Linked DNA regions of Mus musculus: region 2 is linked to region 1. The links are chromatin loops, found by intact Hi-C in ENCODE. Cell type or tissue: left cerebral cortex. All regions are shown on one strand.

What was found. Hi-C counts contacts between places; a loop is a spot of excess contacts. Peaks named below come from ENCODE experiments on the same cell type or tissue, not always from the same donor. Only the 100,000 strongest peaks of a DNase experiment are listed, where the experiment ranks them.
Region 2: a loop joins it to region 1, with 4 times the contacts of the local background. A loop is called at or near these places in 2 of 42 quality-filtered maps.

The regions. Positions count from the first base shown.
Region 1 is chr2:120,868,466-120,876,465 of GRCm38, forward strand. It overlaps Ubr1 (ubiquitin protein ligase E3 component n-recognin 1), which reads right to left. Exons shown (of 47, transcript NM_009461.2): 41 at 6,901-7,034; 42 at 4,659-4,767; 43 at 2,524-2,580. Among named protein-coding and RNA genes, the nearest start is that of AV039307, 22 kb to the left of the region's middle. In left cerebral cortex, no CTCF peak of the experiment used is centred here; DNase peaks (open chromatin) are centred at 3,196, 3,433, 3,963 and 4,933; H3K27ac peaks cover 2,206 bases.
Region 2 is chr2:120,767,835-120,775,834 of GRCm38, forward strand. It overlaps Ttbk2 (tau tubulin kinase 2), which reads right to left. Exons shown (of 16, transcript NM_001024856.2): 9 at 5,986-6,078; 10 at 5,395-5,520. Among named protein-coding and RNA genes, the nearest start is that of Cdan1, 40 kb to the left of the region's middle. In left cerebral cortex, a CTCF peak has its summit at 3,032 (motif pointing right); a DNase peak (open chromatin) is centred at 2,917; H3K27ac peaks cover 838 bases.

The sequences.
Region 1 (8,000 bases):
GAAATATTAAATGAACTTCATTAAGACTCAACAGTTTAAAAGATGTTAAATATAAGTATGAAGGAACTGGGCATAATTGTGTACATCTTTATAATCCTAGCATCAAGAGTCAGGCAGATCTGAGTTCAAGACCAGCCTGGTCTACATGGTGACTGTGTGTGTGCATATGTATACATTTATTAAGGAAACTCCCAAAACTCTTGAAGACTAAACAAGATACTGAAGTGAAACAGAATATGTTTAGCACTTGATATTCAGTGGCTAATGTTAGCATCCATTTCCTTTACAAGAGACGGTAAAAGACCCATGTAGTCTAAGGAGGGTCATCTGAGTAACAGGAGATTCTCCCTAGATGAAAATCAATTTATATTTTATAATTAAAAAATACTTTTCTTAAAGATTTATTTATATTATATGTAAGTACATTGTTGCTGTCTTCAGACACACCAGAAGAAGGCATTGGATCCCATTACAGATGGTTGTGAGCCACCATGTGGTTGCTGGGATTTGAACTCAGGACCTTTGGAAGAACAGTCAGTGCTCTTAACCACTGAATCATCTTTCCAGCCCCTAATTAAAAAATATTTTAAGAATATTATTTATTTTATGTATATGGGTTTGCCTACATGTATGTCTGTGCACCATGTGTGTGCTTGCTGCTCAACTTGGTCAGAAGACAAGGTTAGATCCCCTGAAACTAGAGTTATAGGTAGTTGTGAGCTGCCATGTAGGTGCTGGAAATTTAACCCCGGTTCTCTGGAAGAGCAGTATTCTTAACTTCTAAGCCATCTCTAAGCCTTTCACTTATAATTCTTAATTCAGCTAAAAATAATCTTCTCTAAAATTAACCCTGCCTCATTAAGAATTGTCTTATCAGGCATGGCAGCATGCTTGTAACTCTAACAGAGAGGAAACTGAGGCAAGAGGACTTTTTAGTTTGAGGTCAACTTGGGCTACATGCTATATAACAGTTGTAGGCTAGCTGGAATTACACAGTAAGACACAGTCTCAAAAACACCAAACAAACAAAAGAAGAATCTTTTCCTCTTTAAGTTTCCTTTTTCTTTTAATTTTGTAAAGATAGGTCCCATTTTGTAACTTGGGTTGGTTTCAGATTCAATGTGTAGCCCAGGCTGGCCTCAAATAAACAGCAATCCTTCTATCTCCGTCTCTCAAGTATTGGACTACAGGCACACCTACTTTCCTCTTTATATTTCTTTAAGGTATTAGTGGTATATCCTATATATTATTATATTTTGTGCTATAATGTTATATATATATACTATATATAAATCATGCAATGTATATAAAGTATACACATGTATATAACTAACTAAGATTGCCAGTTGCTCATAACCAAAGAGTATATGTGTGTTATCTCCTTTCAATTTCTCAGATTATTTCAGTACCATGCTGTGGAAAGATATTTAAAAGGTACACCATGATATGAAATAAAGAAAAAACTGCATGATAGTACTAGTTGAAAAATATATATTGACATCATAAGCTTTTCTATTTCTCTATATAGCGGTGTCTTTCCTTTCTGGGTACTGACCGGCCGCAGGGCTACTGTTATCAATCACTAACGTTGGGTTGTAGGGAATGCAGCTTATGCATATTTCCTGTAGCTGAACGGAGTTCAAGGGCTGAAGAGAAAATGGTACTAGGAACCAACTCTTGTATCAGTTTACTGAAGCAACTCAATCACATAACAATTAGATAATACACAGAATGTAATATAAGCCAGGCCACAGGCAAACGTGCCATTCTCTTGTTTGCTGTTTAGGGATTTAGGAGGCTGGAAGATATATATAGACACACTCACATGCCAGAGAAGACAGGCTTCAGGGAAAAGGTGGCATTTGGACATGTACTTGAGGGAAAATGTAGATTCGGACAGACCCATAACTCAAGAGAAAAGAGAGCTGAGGAAACTTCTTGTTAGTTTGGAAATAGTCTCATTTCCTTACAAAGCCCAATCTGGCCTGCCACTCATATGCCTCATACCTCAATCTCTCTCTTGGATCACAGCTATGTACCATCATGTACAGCCTAAGAAAAGTTTGTCTTTTTTTTTTCTTTTTTTTTTTGAGATATGCATGGGGTCTAGTTTCTAAGCATATACACAAGAAGGGGAGAAGACTGTCAGATCTATTTATATTGTTATTCTCAAAGGGTGGGGAAACTGATTTATATGAACAGTGTAAACCACCACCTCCTGGCTTTAGTAAACCAGCAGCTCCCAGACACAAGCTCCGTTGCCTTTTGACAGGCAGGTACCAATTCAAGGATGATTCCTCCAGTGGAGCTGGTGGCTTCTGACAATTTAAGAAGGAAGGATAACCATTTCTGAGAAAAAAATCAGTGTAGGAAAAACCTGATATCTGGCGGCAAAGACCAACAGATATCCAGGAAACAGTGAACTGAGAATAAAGGGGACAGGCTAGAATTAAGGCAAACCAGCCAAGCATTTTAGAAACACAGTTCTGGATATATCGAAAAGATTTAAATAGTAAAACCAACCTGACCACAGCACTTTTCTGCTTCAAAGACTTGAGTAAGGCAGGATCTCCACACCACCTGTAAGTGGAGTCAAGAGAGAAGGAGGCTGGTCACAGGCAAACTGCAGTGCACATCAGCTGCTCTCTTCTCTCTAATCCTCTCTGTGTATTTAAGTTTACCTCTTACCCTTTTCTCTCCTTTCCTACTCTCCCAACCCCTTCTAAATCCTTTTTCAAGGATTTGGTTAATTAGTCTTTAGAACAGAAACCATCTACAATTTAAATGAGAGAAATTAATAGCAGGAAGTAGCAATACCAGTAATAATAGGGGCTCTGCATACAGCGTGTGTGGTAGGTATACTTGCCTACTCCCAGGAGAAGTGACAAAGGACCAAGAAGGCCCTTGAGACAAAAGGCCTTTAAAAAAAAGGAAAAAAAAAAGCCTTAACTATTTGCCCCAGTGCAGGTCGGAGGAGTGGGAGGAAAGACGACATCACTGTTGCCCTGGGTTGAGTCACCAGTGGGTAACAGGATTGCAGCAGGCTTTTCTGGTATCAGTAGAGCCACAGTCCCTACTGAAAAGATGTCCTGGGAGGCAGAGAGGTGGCTGGGAACTTTATCCTCCCTTGCTTCCAGCCCCTTGCTTGTGCCTCCCACTGGATCAACTGACAAAGAACAGACCTAAGGCAAGCAGAGCCAGGAAGAGCACAAATGGCAGAAGCTTTCTTCATACTTAAACTAAAATAGCACATCCAAGACTCAGCCACTCCATACTCAGCTGCACTATAAATGAAGTTTGTGTCATTGTAATAAAACAAGTGACGTTAATTCTAAACCATGAATTCTAAAAACAATTCATTTTGATTTTATGAGAGATCACAATGCCCATGAGAACTCAGGAAGCAAAGCAAAAAGCTGGCAGAGAGCCTAGGGTGTGGGACTAGGAGTCCCACGAGGCAGGCTAGCATTCACCCAGCTCTGACGTGGGCATGAGAAGGAAAAGGGACGTAAGGAGGACAGACAAACTCATAGGAGAGTGAGAATTCAGAGTAACACGGTGAAACTGATTGTAAGAACGGTAGGACAGACAGGCATAGGGAGAGGGAACTGGAGTCAGACGCAAACAAGGCGTCAGGATCAGGTGCAGCAGAGTCTTTCTGAAAGGGAGGCACATGCCTCTCTAGTCACTGCAGGGCTAGTTGGCTCTCAGCCACTCTTCTGACATGTGTTCTACCACATTCTCCACAGTTTGACATACAGTTCCAGATTTCACTCTCTTTATCCTTTTACATAAATTCTCATGTACTGAGAAATAGATTCAAATGTGCTACATAATCAAGGGATAACCTTGAACTTCTAACCTCTAGCTTCTACCTCGGGAGTTGTGGGATTTTAGGCACATATGCCATGGTGACTGCTTTATAGGGTGCTGGGTGGAGGCTGAACAGAGACTTCGTGCAGGCTAGGCCAGAACTCTACAAACTGAGCAATACTACAAGCCCCAGTGTGAGCTTGTTAGGTTTCTTTCTTTCTCGAGACGGGGTCTTACTCGGTAGCCTGGGATGGCCAGGAACTCACAGAGCTCTGCCTTCCTCTGCCGACCATGATCAGTCTTTTGATTCTTAATCATGATTCTGTTTATGAGCACTTCCTTCTCCCCACCACATTTTAAGATCGGACCAAAATAATAACTGTACAAGAACCAAGTAAAGTGAACGGGGTGCAGCTGGTCTCAACCCCACTCCTTAAGTGCGTGCACTGAGAATCTCTGTACGCTCCTGCCTCTTGCAGCCAATGTTAATCTACTGAAAAGCTTAGAGAATAATAGTAATTTTAAAATTTTTGAAACTAAGAGAAAGGCATTGATTATGGTCCCCATTTGTAATTCCAGCATTTAGAAGGCAGCTGAAAGAGAAACAGGAGTTCAAGGCCACCCTTAGTTACATAGTGAGTCTTAGACCAATCTGGGCTCTATTAGACCCTGTCTTAAAAACATAAAAGCAAATGTTTCACATTGATCCCTGGAGGAGTCTGAGGATGAACAGAGTTTGGGGTTAACACAGCAAAATCCTGTATCAAAACCAATCAAAAGTTTAAGATAAACATAAAAAAATTCAAACTAGATAAAAGCCATCATTACATTTGCCCCCATAGTACCTCTGTAGTAAGGGCCTTATGGTATCCCAATATTCCTGGAAAAGCAGGAACAAATTTGTGGGTAAAGATAGATAGCTACAGAGTGCACTGAATTCTCCTTCAGCAGAATCTGCAAGAAATATCAAGATATATTTGATGAGCACATTATTCTGATCTACAGTGTTAAAGGAGCTCTTCATTATTTATACTCATTTCTATCTGCTCCATAAAACAGTGGGTGGCAAGTAAGCCACAGTGATCCTTTTATAAAACGAATGTGAGTCACCCCATCAGATGGCTCCTATGACTATCACTTAGTATACAATACAAAGTCTCTTCTTCTGGGGTTAGTATGTGGAGACAGGTGGTACTTTGCTGATGATACAACCCAGGGACTGGATTGGTGAGGTGCTCTACTGAGTTCGACCCTAGCTCACAAAGGCTTTATTGTGGCATAAATGCCCAGATAAAATGCATACATCTGGCTACCTCCTGGACCTTCCTGCGCAGGAGGTTTCCAGCTGGAATCAAATCTTCACTGTTCTCTTACTATGCCAAGCAATACCTTACATTGAAAGGCTCTTCACCTCTCTGTCAGCTGAGCTCCTTCTATGCTGCTCTTTGTTTAATTCTCCTTGGAGAAAAGTCTTCCTTGACTACCTATGTCCTTGAGTCCTGACCCTGGCTGTGATCAGCTTTACTTTGCAGGACTCATTACCATTTGGTATTATACCTTGCATATTTAAGCTTTGCTTAGATTTGCCTGAATCCTAAAAAAGAAAATACTTTATTTTTTTATGACAGCTTTGGATAAGTACATGAACTTGCTGTGTGTGGCAGCACACAGAAATTACTTGGAGAGTAGCATTCTATTTTATAGAGAACCCTGACAAAGGTTGACCACACCTATTGAACTGAATTCAAGATAAGGATGTTAACAGCTGGTAAAGGTGACCCCATTTATGTATCCTCAAGGGACAAAATGATCCTCTGGATAATTCTGGGCAATTTAAAAAAATCAAACAAATACTCTGACTCTCACAAAGAGGACATAGTATGTAAGGAAGCCTTCTCTATTTTTGTCTAGATTTAGAAATAAGTAAAAGAACAAGAAATGATACTGTTAGTAAATGCAGGTTTTTGATGTTCAGAAGGCCTTTTTGATCATTATTTTATCCATTAGTATAGCTATGTATTCAAAATCCAAAGTCAAGTATATAATAAAGTCACCTTCCTGTCTGAATAGTTCTTTTCCATAAAGGTAACAAACATCTCTAATTTTCTATATATCCTTCAGTTAATAGTCTTCATATATGTAGTTTATTTTATTTTTGAGGCAAGTTCTCACAATATAGCCTTAGGAAGCCTGGACCTCCCTATGGAAACCAATCTGCTTCAAACTAATAGAAGTCAGCCTGCCTCTGCCTCCTGGGTACCGGGATTAAATTGTATGCCACTACATTCAGCTTGCACATATGTATGTTTAAAAAAAATTGTATGCATGCCTGTGTATGTACACATGTACATGTGTGTATGTATTGCTTTCACATGGAGGCCAGAGGACAATTTTTAGGAGACAAGTTCTTTCTCTTCACTTTGTTAAGCCAGGTCTGTCTTGTTTCTGTTGCTAGCTGGGCCACAGCCTTCAGGGTGCTTCTCCTGTCTCTGCTCCCATTTCTTCATAGAAATGCTATGATTACAGTTGCTTGCCACCACATCTGGATTTAAAATTTTTATTTACTTTTTATATTTTCTTATTTACTGGGGGAGGGGAAGGGCATGACTATATACAGTGTGCATGTTGTGGGTTTGAGAACAACTTGTAAGAGTTAGTCTACCCTTCTTCTGTGTGGGTTCTAGGGAGTAAACTTATGCTGTCAGGCTCGGCAACAAGTACCTTAGCCAGGGAGCTATCATGCTGTCTGCCCTACACTCAGCCTATTCTGTGAGGAGTGGGGATTGAACTCGGGTCATCATGCTTGAACAGCTCGCACCACTGTCTGCCCCATGCTCTCCCTCCCTGGCTTGCAGGTGCTCTAAAAACACAGGATTTAACTATGCACACTCAGGAACCACCAGGAGGATCTGTGGCTTATGAAAGCAAACTAGATTTTGGCCTCACTTTTAATTTGAACTCGCCCTGGGCAGGGGACCTGGGTTCAGCATGAACACAGACGATGGGTAGGGCAGGGGCGGTTCCACTGTTCTCTCTGTCAGTGAAGACAAGTCTCCATTCGCTGTCTGATTTCAGTCTTCTACTTACTGGCAAACAGTTCTTCAGGCGGAGCTACTCCAAGTAAATAGTGGAAAAGCAGTGCAGCACAGCGGAGGTAAGGGGTGATGCCGTTCCTCAGGGAGAGCCACAGGTACCAGCCGGGAGCACCGCACCCAGCGAGGCTAGGATTCCAGAACAGAACATTTACCAGACTGGAACTAGAGTTTAAACACGACCCCTGATAAAATCACATCTGGTTAATGACTTAGTTTCTAAGCATTTTTTTAAAAAAGTATTCAGTTAGCCAATAGTTTTTATGTCCACCTGACAGCGACACTAAAGCCCTCAGCACTAGGCAAAGACTCTCCAAGGGCTAAACCCAGCCTCTACCAGGGAGACTTTGAAAAGCGATCAGCACATTCTCTTTCCTTAGGTAAGGATAAAAACAAAGCAGAACTAAACAAAAGTCAATTAAAAAAACAAAAACACAAACAAAGCATTTTAAAGTATCTTGACTCACACAAGATTCTCCCTGCAACATACAGCAAGGCTTATAAGCTTTCATTTCGCCCCATTGTCACTGAGATAAAAACCAAAACCAAACCCTCTTCACCGTTGCAATGAAATAAGAAGAAAAACTTAATAAAGTGACAGGATTTCCTAAAAAAAAAAAAAGAGTATGTTCCTAGTGCCTATATAAACCCTGACAGTAATCTGTGGGATAACGAGATGACTGCAATGGTCAAACTTAAATAATTCAAACTATGGCTTTCAACTAACAATAGCATGTCAACATTATTGGTTCTACCGGTTTTAACAAACGAATCACCAAAATACAAAACTGTGTACAGGGAAATAAAAGTGAACATTTTTTTTTTCAAGACAGGGTTTCTCTGTGTAGCCCTGGCTGTCCTGGAACTCACTTTGTAGACCAGGCTGGCCTCGAACTCAGAAATCCGCCTGCCTCTGCCTCCCGAGTGCTGGGATTAAAGGCGTGTGCCACCACACCCGGCAAAAGTGAACATTTTAATTCTCTGCTCAATTTCCTTGTAAACTTAAATTGGCTGTATATATTATATATAGTGATTATACAGTATATGCAGATTAAAATATAAATGCAAAATTAGTTCCCACATTAATAATTAAAA
Region 2 (8,000 bases), 100 kb before region 1:
AGGGAGTGGCATCTCCTGTCCCCTCCTCCCTTGCCCCTCACCACCTGCAGTAGTTGGAAAAGCTGGCCCTGGGAATCATGAGAGCCTGTAAGCTGGTCCTGCCCCTCACTGGCTGCAACTGCAGCACTAGGGACAGCAGGCTCTGCACCTTGCTTGGGCAGACATAGTAGAGCTGGCCCAGGTCTAGGGAACCAGTGAGCTAGCCCTGAAGACAGAGAGAAAGAGAGTTGGCCCATATATGGCAGCTGGGAGAACTGACCCTGGGGTCATGAGAGCTGATAAGCTAGCCCTGCCCCTCAGCAGTTGCAGCACAGTAGAGCTGGCTTTGGTGGAGGAGGCACAGGTGAGCTAGCCCTCAGAGGGTGAGAATAAGGTGGTGTGGGTGCAGAGGTGATGCCCTCCCCGACACCCTCTCACCACCTGCAGTAGCCCAGAGAAATGGCCCTGGGGGCATGAGATCAGAAGGGCTAACCCTACCCCTAGCATGGACAACACAGTGGAGCTGGCCCTGATGGCAAAGGCACTGGTGAGCCAGTCCTAAGAGTGTGAGAGTGGTAAAGGCTGGCCCAGCCTCTCACCAGCTACACTTGGAGAATGGGCCCTGTACCTTGACTGAGTAGCACAGTAGAGCTGGCTCTGGAGGTGTAGGTACAGGTAAGACTGGTCCAATGGCATGAAAGCAGAAGAGATGACTGCCTCCTCCTGATACCAGCATTGATTGGGTAGCCTAGCTGGAGCAGTAGACAGCTCACTCTAGTAACACGGATAGGGCTGACCAGCCCAGCTACCACCCAGGCCCAGATCCAGGGATCTGAACTGGCCTACCCAAAATCTATTATCATCTGCAAATAGTTGGGACACGTGAAAGGACCAGACCTGCTGTTTCAAAGCTGGAGGATCTCCATGACACAGGTATTTGAGAGGCATCTTGATAAGGATCCAATATTCATGATGTCACAAAAGCCAGGGATCTTGAACCAGACCAATGACTCATTGCAATGAACATTTGCAAGTAAAGATGTGTGGACAGAGGGATATACTGTGGGACACACTGGAACTTACTACAGTGTAACCTCCTTCCAGCCTAGCAAGGCTGGCTGAGACCATCCACCACTTAGGCTGAGCCACCTGCTGTGCTGCTTCTCATCACTCTCCTTTGATGTGCCACTACCTGCTACCTGCCTGAGGCCGAACCAGTTCTCCTAGATCTTCTGGAGTTAACACCAAACTGTGATTTTCGAGGGTTCCTGCTAAAAGGCTGATCTGACAACTTCACAAGGAACTTTGCATGACTGGGAATGGGCCTCCCCTCTCCTTTATAAAGCATGTCAGGCCAACATTAAAGTTGAGTCTTGACCAGAATTCAGTCTTGACTCTATTTCTTTCTCTACCCACCTAGATTCCCTCTTTTCTTTCAGTTCCAAGATGCATCCCAGGCTCGAATCCAGACATGAGAGCCACAGGGCGGCCCCAACACTATAGCTTCCATTATGAGATGCTTTCTATGTTTTTTTTTTTTAATTCTTGTTTGTCTGTTTGTTTGTTTGTGTTTTTTATTTTGGAGGGAGGATGCAAGGGCAAAAGGCAGATATGAGGGGACAGGGGAAAGAGCAGGACTGAGGTACCCATTGTGAAACTCACAAAGAGTCAATAAAATGTTTTGTTTTGTTTTGTCTAAAAACAAAACAAAACATTACAAAAAAAACACATCTGGGCAGTGGTGGTGCACGCCTTTAATCCCAGCACTTGAGAGGCAGAGACAAAGGCAGAGAGGCAGAGAGACAGAAGCTGAGTCAGGCGGATTTCTGAGTTCGAGGCCAGCCTAGACTATAGAGTGAGTTCCAGGACAGACAGGGCTACACAGAGAAACCCTGTCTCGAAAAAAAAACAAGATAAAACAAAACAAATAAACAAACAAAAACCAACCAAACAAAAAAAACCTGACAGGAGTACCTATAGATACTAAGTACTGCCTTGATGTAATTTCCTAAACCAACACAACACTATCACTCTCTGGTTGTTGAAATAGTGTTACTACAGTCCAAGAGGGCCTCAAACAAATGTTCTTCCTCCCTTAGCTTCCAATGTACTGGGATTTGTGCTATCCACCACAGCATCTGGTTAGAAACGTTTTAAAAGGAAAGTCTCATGTTTAAGTAAGACATATATAAAAGGTTTTTGATAGGTAACAAACTAGCTATCTTCTCTAGGTCTACATCTGCTATTAGAGTATGCAATAATAGACTATTAGATAAGTTATTAGACCTGTGTGACTTGATAAGAATGACCCATAAAGATTTCCTTAATCGGCTGGAGAGATGGCTCAGTGGTTAAGAGCACCGACTGCTCTTCTGAAGGTTCTGAGTTCAAATCCCATCAACCACATGGTGGCTCACAACCACCCATAATGAGATCTGATGCCCTCTTTTGGTCTGTCTGAAGACAGCTACAGTGTACTTACATATAATAAATAAATCTTAAAAAACCAAAAACCAAAAAAACTGCAGATCTTCTGGAAAACTGTTATCACACTGATACCGGTCACCAAAACATCCAACCAATCACATCAACACTCCTCACTTATCCTCACCCATCACCTGTTCTCTGCCATGACTGCTTTGCAAACAGCAGAGAACAGAAAAGAGTCACATTATATACACTGTGTAAAACAGAAAACACCATGTCTACTCCATCCCTCCCCAAGTAAAAAATAACCATATTTGTTCTATTACTAAGTAACAAAGATGGCCCTTAGAGAATATCAAAATGAAAAACTTAGAATGTGAATCATCTTCATTTAAGAAGGAAAGTATATAAAATGCAAATATAAGAGGAACACTGCAAGGGCTGGTGAGATGACTCAGCACTTAAGAACACTTACTGTTCTTCCAGGGGAGTGGTTTGATTCTCAACACCCACAGGGTTGCTCACGACCATCTGTGACTCCAGTTCTAAGGTGTGCTGGCTAATTTTATGTAATTTGCTACAAACTAGAGTCACCTGAGGGAAAGCAGCCTCAAATGAGAAAGTGCTTCCATAAGATGGCACTGCAGGCAAGCTTGTAGATTATTTTTCATAATTAGAGACTGATGTGGGAAAGCCCAGCTCATTGTGGGTGGTGCCATCCCTTAGTTGGTGGTCCTGGGTTTATAAGAAAGTAAGCTTAGCAAGCCAGGAGGAGTGAGCAAGTCAGCAGCACTCCTCAATGGCTTCTGCATCAGCTCCTGCCTCCAAGTTCCTGCCCTGTTTGAGTTCCTGTCCTAACTTCCTTTGATGATGAACAGTGATATGGAAGTGTAAGCCAAATAGATCTTTTTCTCCCCAAGTTGCTTTGATCATGGTGTTTCATCATGGCAATAGTAACCCAAACTAAAGCCCAAACCAACCCTCTTTCCTGACCTCAGCAGACACCAGGCATAGACATAGACATACATGTAGGCAAAATATCCATTATAAAATAAATAAATATTTTAATAGGGGGAAAAATAAAGGACATTTTGCTGAGTGTGGCAGTTTAAACATGCTTGGCCCAGGCAGTTGCACTATTAGGAAGCACGGCTTTGTTGGAGGAAGTGTGTCACTATAGGGGTGGGCTTTGAGGCCCTCCTAGCTGCTATCTGCTTTTGGAACAAGATATAGAACTCTCAGTTCCTCCAGTAGCATACCTGCCTGGATGTTGTTATGCTTCCTGCCACGATGATAATGGACTTAACCTCAGAACCTGTAAACCAGTCCCAACTGGATGTTGTCCATTATAAGAGTTGCAATGGTCATAATTCCTCTTCACAGCAGTAAAACCCTAACTAAGACACTGGACACAGTGGCAACAATCTGATCCTAGCACTTTGGAAAACTGAGGCGAGAGAACTGCAAATCTGAAGCCACTGAGCTACACAGTTGAGACTGTCACAAAAACAAACACACACACACAAAACCCAATTGAAAAATCTCAAATACAATATTATCTCAATTTGTTAGACAATCTGTGTAATTTATTATATCAATAGCTATATGGGAAAAAAGTTCACTCACTTCGGTCTTTCAGACCCAAAGTTTGTTGACTCTCTCTGCTTTATTTTCTGTTTATAGTTTAAATAACAACTGTAATTTCACAAAGAAATTACTACTATATAAAAATAAATTCACTTTGGGATAGGCATGAACACAAACAACACTTTAAAATTTAAAACTTTCGGGCTGGAGAGATGGCTCAGCGGTTAAGAACCTGACTGCTCTTCCAGAGGTCCTGAGTTCAAATCCCAGAAACTACATGGTGGCTCACAACCATCTTTAATGGGATCCGATGATACCCCCTTCTGCTATATCTGAAGACAGCTACAGTGTACTCATATAAATAAAATAAATATATCTTTTAAAAAAATTCTAGCCAGGCAGTGGTGGCACATGCCTTTAATCCCAGCACTCGGGAGGCAGAGGCAGGCAGATTTCTGAGTTTGAAGCCAGCCTGGTCTACAGAGTGAGTTCCAGGACAGCCAGGCCTACACAGAGAAACTCTGCCTCAAAAAACAAAATAAATTAATTAATTAATTAATTAATTAAAAAATTTAAACTTTCAACAGCAAGTAGCAGAGTCCAGTGGAAATGAAATTATATTCTAATATATATTATTACTCTCTGTGGGGTTGCATTTATGCTTTCAGGAGTACAACTGTTTTTGCATTAAGCTTTGACCAGGTTCTCTCTGTAACAAAGACAATTTAAGGCAAACTTAGCTGAACTTTGGAAAGGCTCATTAACTGCTACCCTACAGAATTACTTCAGTGGTCACAGATGAACAAAGCCAGTAATATTTACTGACTGCCAGCACACAGCTCAGGCAGCTTTCAACAGATATGTAATCTGGTTACACAGTTTCTTCTGGTCAAGAAATTGTTACAAAACTTATTATCATGTTCTATATCAGTGGTTCTCAACTTTCCTAAGGCTTCAACCCTTTAATACAGTTCCTCATGTTGTGGTGACTCTCAACCATAAAATTATTTTCATTGCTATTTCATAACTGTAATTTTTCTGTTATGAAACATAATGTAAATATCTGTGTTTTCCAATGGTCTTAGACAAACCCTGAGAAGTGGTCATCTGACACTCCCCCAAGGGGTCACAAACTAGGTAAATCATGTCAAGAACAGAAAAATTTGTTACTTAATAATCTGACTAATGAAGTAAATTCACCCAAAGGACTCTCATCTCACCTGTTTGCACACATTCCACATCACCAGCATCATGTTCATTTCACATCTCCTAGGCTATATTAAAAGAACATTACTCTAGGAACCTTCTATACTTAGTTCTGTCATCCTTAAGTCTATAATGAGTAAAAGCAAAGACTAAGAGAAAGAAAAATCAATGCACACAACTCACAAAGACGGTTACCTGGTAGTCCGGTTTTGTAAAATAATCCAAAGAGGAAATATGGTCAAGAAAGGTGCTGAATTCTGGAGGGAGGTGTTTTAACATGAGCCTGTGGTCATATCTCTCCTTAATGGAGCCTACTTGCTCCTGGAAGGGACAGAGAACAGGAACCAAAGTCAGCTTTTCTCGGAAGCCATGGCTTACACACTGACGATTAACACTGTCAAGATTGAAACAGGCTATGCAATAAATGTGCTATAAAGTACTAAGCAAGAATCAGTGCTCACTAATGGCTTTACTTATAGTGCTTCAAAGTGGGGAGGGAAGATAATATAATGCAGAGCTTACATTAACATGGAGCCTATGCCCGTGAACTGATAGTCCCCAAGAGCTCTTTAAACTGGGTCTACTATCTTCATCAACATAGTATTTCTAGTTTTCCAAACAAAATAAACTGGTAATTAAAAACTAAAAGCTACAATTCACATCAGAAGAAATTCTGCCTCTGCCTCCTGAGTACTAGGATTAAAGGTATGCACCATCAATTGCTGGGATGAAGGATAAATTTGTATTCTTTCCCCTATCAAAATTGACCTTATGATTCAAAATTACCTTGTCCTTTATTTTTCTCCAAGGCAGTTGGCCAACCACAAACTCCACCAACATGTAGAATAAAGACCAAAGGTCATCATGTCTTCCCATTTCCTTGGGAAATAAAAGAGAATTCATTCATATTCTATTACCAATTCTTCTGAGTGCATCACATTGTTTAAAGGCATTAAATATATTTCCCATAAATCATCTGGTAAACATCTGTATGTCTGCATAGGTGCGTATCAATCCAAATGCACAACACATACACGAGAGAGAGAGAGAGAGAGAGAGAGAGAGAGAGAGAGAGAGAGAGAGAGAGAGAGAGAGAGATCCTGGGTTATATTTTCTTTTTTTTTTCTTTTTTTGTTTGTTTGTTTTTCGAGACAGGGTTTCTCTGTGTAGCCCTGGCTGTCCTGGAACACACTTTGTTGACCAGGCTGGCATCGAACTCAGAAATCCACCTGCCTCTGCCTCCCGAGTGCTGGGATTAAAGGGGTGTGCCACCACGCCCGGCAGGTTATATTTTCAAAACCACAAAAACAGCCACCACCAAGAAGCAAAAACAACATAGGCTGAGATGCAGCACAGCTGGAAGAATAACTGCCTAACATGCATAAGGCCTTGGGGTATGATGCCCAGTACCACATAAAACAGCAGGGGCAGTGCATGCTATAATCCCTGAACATGAGAGGGAGAAGAGGGATCAGAAGTTCAAGGCCATCCTTGCTATTTAGTGAGTTTAAAGCCAGCCTAAAACATTAGAGATCCTAACTCAAAAATCAACCAATAAAAAAACCCTCTAAAATCAAGAAATGCGGAAAATACAATTAATATTTTATTAATTAATGAGTGCTTTAAGAAGTAAGGGATAGGGCTGGTGAGATGGCTCAGTGGGTAAGAGCACCCGACTGCTCTTCCGAAGGTCAGGAGTTCAAATCCCAGCAACCACATGGTGGCTCACAACCATCCGTAACGAGATCTGACGCCCTCTTCTGGAGTGTCTGAAGACAGCTACAGTGTACTTACATATAATGAATAAATAAATCTTAAAAAAAAAAAAAAAAAAAAAAAAAAAAGAAGTAAGGGATAAGGGGAGCTGGAGAGATGGCTCAGTGGTTAAGGGCACTGACTGCTCTTCCTAAGGTCCTGAGTTCAAATCCCAGCAACCACATGGTGGCTCATAACCATCCATAATGAGAACTGATGCCCTCTTCTGGTGTGTCTGAAGACAGCTACAGTGTCTTACATATAACAATAAATAAATCTTAAAAAAAAAATAGAAAAAAAAAAAGAAAGAAGTAAGGGATAGGGCTGGAAAGATTATCTCAGTGGTTTTTAAGAGCACTGACTGCTCTTTCCAGAGGTCATGATTTCAAATCCTAGTAACCATATGGTGGCTCACAACCATCTGTAATGAGATCTGATGCCCTTTTCTGATGCGTCTGAAGACAGCTACGGTGTACTCATATAAATAAATAAGCCTTAAAAAAAAAGAGAGACAATAGGAATGTAGCTCGGTGATAGACGACTTGCCTATGAGGAAAAGGGCCCTAGACTTTACTGCCAGCATTGCAAAATTTTTATTCATTCACTTATTTATTAATTTTTTAAAATTTTGTCAAATTTTTTAAATAAAAAAATGTTAGCTGGTCAGTGGTGGCACACACCTTTAATCCCAGCACTTGGGAGGCAGAGGCAGATAGATTTCTGAGTTTGAGGCCAGCCTGGTCTACAGAGTGAGTTCCAGAACAGCCAGGGCTACACAGAGAAACCCTGTCTCAAAAGACAAAAATAAATAGATAAAAAATAAAAACAAATTTTAAATGTTGCAAAGAATTCACACCAGAAATATCCGGACCCAAAGACAATTTCTAAAAATAAAGATAAGAGTAATCCTAAAAGAGTTATTTTTTCCTCTCCTAGACATATATCCAGAAGATGTTCCAACTGGTAAGAAGGACACATGTCCCACTATGTTCATAGCAGCCTTATTTATAATAGCTAGAAGCTGGAAAGAACCCAGATGCCCCTCA